2 separate regions of the Homo sapiens genome follow, and region 1 is linked to region 2. Evidence: read pairs that join two places in POLR2A ChIA-PET (ENCODE). Cell type or tissue: OCI-LY7. All regions are shown on one strand.

What was found. Peaks named below come from ENCODE experiments on the same cell type or tissue, not always from the same donor. Only the 100,000 strongest peaks of a DNase experiment are listed, where the experiment ranks them.
Region 1: POLR2A ChIA-PET joins it to region 2 with 5 read pairs; 2 of 35 experiments call an interaction of 5 or more read pairs at or near these places.

Annotation. Positions count from the first base shown.
Region 1 is chr14:52,170,729-52,173,228 of GRCh38, forward strand. No RefSeq gene overlaps it. Among named protein-coding and RNA genes, the nearest start is that of LINC02319, 46 kb to the left of the region's middle. In OCI-LY7, no CTCF peak of the experiment used is centred here; a DNase peak (open chromatin) is centred at 1,393.
Region 2 is chr14:53,094,056-53,096,555 of GRCh38, forward strand. The region is part of intron 2 of DDHD1 (DDHD domain containing 1); the gene reads right to left. Among named protein-coding and RNA genes, the nearest start is that of DDHD1, 58 kb to the right of the region's middle. In OCI-LY7, no CTCF peak of the experiment used is centred here; no DNase peak of the experiment used is centred here.

The sequences.
Region 1 (2,500 bases), 920 kb before region 2:
ACTAAGGGACACCCCATATGCAATTGAATCTAGCATTATTAACTTTAAATTTTTTGAGCCTGCCTAAAGGCCAGATATTATCAGCAGCTGAACAGCATCTACAGAAACCAGCTGCAAAGACAGAAGCAGAACAACTGGTTTGGTGGAGAGATCCAATAACAAAAAGTTGGGAAATATGTAAAATAATAACTTGGGGTAGAGGTTATGCTTGTGTTTCTCCAGGACTGAATCAATAGCCGATTTGGATACCATCAAGATATCTGAAACCTTATCAGGAGCCAGATGCCAAGGAAGAGATTTTGGGAGGATCCCAAGGACCCCTCAGTTGCAGCCATGTTGAGACTGATGCAGGAGGACCCCAACTGTCACAAGCAACACCTGTCAAACACAGCCACCTACTTGGGGACAGATCAAGAAGCTGTCACAGATGGCAGAAGAAAACCTGAGGAAAGCGGGACAACCAGTCACAATGAGTAATTTAATGGTAGCTATGATACTGGTGATCACCATTGCTATGAGTATTCCTTCAACAAGGACTGACACAGAGAACAATCATACTTATTGGGCACATTTGTCAATCTTGGCTGGCAATAATGCCTGGATGTAATCACTCTATGACACAGTTACACATGCTTTCTGATATCAGCATTTATCATAATGAATCTGCTCCTACAATTAAGGCAAACTGCCCTCAAAAACCTATTTGTAAACAGGATTGGACCTGGCCAGAAAAAATGAATGTACTTGTTAAGGAAGATTGCATTGCAGAACAGGCAGAGGTGCTGCGCAATGATTCCTATGGAATCATTATTGATTGGCCCCCTAAGGGGATGTTTAGCTTGAATTGCACCTCTCAGTCGGCATGCCACAGCCACACCGTGTTCAGCTGGTCTGAACAAAATGGTCAGATGGTAGAAATGGTAAGAAGTATGGCAAGAGTTCCTATTATCTGGAAACATGGCAGTACAGTGGCACCTCAACCTCAAATGATATGGCCAGTTGTAGGAGCTAAACATAAGGCTTTGTGGAAACTATTAATAGCTCTTAACAAGATCAAAATTTGGGAAAGAATAAAAAAGCATCTATAAGGACACTCTACAAACTTGTCTTTGGATATTGCAAAATTAAAAGAACAAATATTTAAAGCATCTCAGGCACACCTGACCTTAATGTCAGGAACTGGAGTGCTTGAAGGAGCTGCAGACAGATTAGCAGCTAGTAACCCATTGAAATGGATAAAAACACTGGGAAGCTCTGTGATTTCAATGATGATTGTGCTTTTAATCTGTGTTGTTTGTCTTTGTATAGTCTGCAGATGCAGATCCACACTCCTGTGACAAAGCTGCCTTTGTTTCACTTTGCAAAACAAAGAAGGGGGACATGCTGGGAGCAGGACCCCAAAACTGGAAACAAGCAAAATCTCTGCAGCACTGTGACAGGTTCATGGTGTCCATGACAACCACATTGAAGGTTGTGGGTTTATCGGAATTAAGACAAGGAACACCTGGCCCACCCAGGCCAGAAAACCACTTAAAGGTGTTCTTAAACCACAAACAATAGCATGAGCAATCTGTGCCTTAAGGACATGTTCCTGCTGCAGATAAATAGCCACACCCATCCCTTTATTTCCCATAAGGAATACTTTCAGTTAGTCTATAATCTATGGAAACAATGTTTATCACTGGCTTGCTGTCAATAAATATGTGGGTAAATCTCTGTTCAAGGCTCTCAGCTCTGAAGGCTGTGAGGCCCCTGATTTCCCACTCCACACACAATATTTCTGTGTGTGTGTCTTTAGCTTCTCTAGTGCCACTGGGTTAGGGTCTCCATGACTGAGCTGGTCTCAGCAAAATGGAGAAATGTTTCTACTAATTAACAATTTTTCTAGTAATAAAACTTCAAATAGCAAAACTTCCAAATCTCCTTAATTAAAACACTTTATAATTTTGAGTCTCTTATAGAGGCCAAAAATTTAAATGGAAACTTGTCAAAATAATTGCCATGTACTGCCAACTATTTGCAATAATCAAACAGAAAACATTTTTTGGCAATTTGCTGAAGCTATGAATTCTAGGTACAAAAGTTCCTCACAGAAAAACTAGGCATATCAGTTGGTGAATTTTGGTCCTACTAGGCTGGCAATGTTACACAGAAAAGCAGTATTAAGACTTGTTTTTGTTCAAACAGCTTCTTTAACATTGCACAGCTTTCATTCCATCTTAAATCAACAAGTTGAATGAGTAGACAAGGCAGTTCCAAATCCCTTGTATTCAGGTAGATTGAGATGAAGATTAAGGCAAGGGGCCCACTCTCTCACTGTCTACTTCTAATACTTCTGTTACCTTACTCTGTGCTATCATCACTGTCTGAACACACAACCAAGCCTATGGCCAACACATCAGATGCTTGTGGCTCCCAAATAATCAATAGCCTCCATCATGGCTGTCATATTGTCATTGACAATTGCCTAACACTTTTCTTCACTGACTTTCCATTATGT
Region 2 (2,500 bases):
AGTCCCAGCTACTCAGGAGGCTGAGGCAGGAGAATGGCGTGAACCTGGGAGGCGGAGCTTGCAGTGAGCCGAGATCACGCCACTGCACTCCCGCCTGGGCTACAGAGCAAGACTCCGTCTAAAAAAAAAAAAGAAAAAAATTTCACTAAGTACTAGACAAAATAAGACTCAGAGGGGAAAAAAATTTACCTTTAAACTGGGAAAAAAATAATCTATTAGAAAATGAGGTATTTTTGGAATGGATAGTAAAGCCAATAATTATTGGATATTGCTCATCATAGCAGAAATCCAAAATTGAAAGATATTTTAGTAATACAAAATTAAGGAAATGTTTTTCTGCCATGATGTTCAAATCAGTATGGTTGGCTGGGTGCAGTCAGTCACGTCTGTAATCCAGCACTCTGGGAGGCTTAGGCAGGAGGATCACTGGAGCCCAGGAGTTTGATAGCAGCCTGGGCAACAATAATGAGACCCCGTCTCTTAAAAAGAAAACTAAAAAATTAGCTGGGCATGGTGATATGTGCCTGTGGTTCCAGCTACTTGGGAGGCTGAGGCAGGAGGATCACTGGAGCCCAGGAGTTTGATAGCAGCCTGGGCAACAATAATGAGACCCCGTCTCTTAAAAAGAAAACTAAAAAATTAGCTGGGCTTGGTGATATGTGCCTGTGGTTCCAGCTACTTGGGAGGCTGAGGCAGGAGGATCGCTTAAGCCCAGGAGGTCAAGCCTGCAATGAGCTATGATCATGCCACTGCACTCTAGCCTGGGCAACACAGAGAGATCCTGTCTCAAAAAAAAAAAAAAAATCAGTATGGTTGCTGCATTTCTGTAACTGGGGATATGCTTGGTGAAAATGAGGCCTTAAAAAAATTCCAAACCTATTTTCTTTAGGAATTCGTAAGCCCCAGGAGCCAGGGAATGTGTCTTGACCATTTCTTATATATCCCTAGCACCAAACAGAATGTCCTATCACAGTGTCTGGCACATACCACAAATACAGCAATGTTTGTGGAAGTAGTGAAGAAATTGATATAACATATCCATCAATTCATAATTTGATAATTCTTATGTTTTGAGGACCTTAAGCTTTTCCTTTATAGCTCTGGTATATAGGTAGGAAAAATTAACATACCCATCTTCAGAAAGCTAAGTACCTTCAAATCACTATGCTTGATTTATTTTCTTAAAATTCTTTCAAGGCAAAATATTATCTCCCATTTTACTTACAAAAATACAGAGGTACAAAGAGACAAACTGACCTGCCACAGAGTTAGCTACTGGCAGAGTCTAACTCTACTGATTTAAAGATGGGCTGAAAATAACCTCAAGCTAAATATAAAAAGATATAGCTCTGGTCAAGATGTATGATCATAAGACATTTTTATGAAAACCTATTCCCCACTAGGATACAAGTACATTATGAGGAATTGTACTTCTTAGTTATATTAAATATGCAACTTCAGAAGTTTATGAAAAACCAATTTATATTTTACTTACCTGCCACGGCACATTACTAACACTGTACACCAGATCAAGATTCAATTAACATAATAAACATAAATTATATCTTCGGTTCCAAAGAAAATAATGTATAAGGTCAGCTTTTTAAATAAAAGAGCTTTTCATAAACTAAAAAAAATCTTTTGCAAGGGTTTAACAATCACTTTTCTAATTACATATCTGATCCATGCCACTACTTCAAGCTCTTATATGTTTCTAAACCACATTTTTGTTAAAATAGTTGTGAGCAACAGATGCTTAAAACGTTAAACTATGAGATCAAGATATTTAGAGATGAGTGTTAAGCCAGAAAAATTATTTTCCTCTTTAAATCATCCATATATCATCTTAAACCATTTTAATGTTGGGGAACATCTGAATATCCTGTTACTGGACTATACACACTGTTTACCAATATTTATACACATAATAAAGTAGCAGTAAACAAACTAATACAATGGACACATTTAAAAAAAACTAATAATTTCTATGCTTTAAATGCAACTGAATACTATAAGCCAGGAATATAACTACATGGAGAAATAAAACTACAATTACTGTACCTTGGGAATGCTTTCGTTTAAGACCTGTCGCATCTGTACTCTCCTTATATCTTCTCCATTTGAACAGAGAAGGGAGGGAGAAGGGAGGGAGGTGGTAGACAACTAAGAAAGCAAAAACACTGAGCTTCAAAGTAAATTTTAAATGAGATTTGCCATTTTGCCTTTTTGTTCTAGTATTAACTTTAAAAAATGAGTTGTATTTGAAAAACATTATTCTAAATGCTTCATTTATATGATTTCTAAGAATCAGTAAAGCAAAACATTAGTATAATGTTTATCAAATAGCTGCTGTTACTGAAAGAAAAAAGGCAAATAATATCTAAATTTATTAAAAACAACTGATTATCATGTTTAATGTCTTTGCATAGAAAGAATTTTTAAAAAAGAACATAACATTTTCAAATGCCAAGAGATTTATAAACTCCATCTTTACAACACT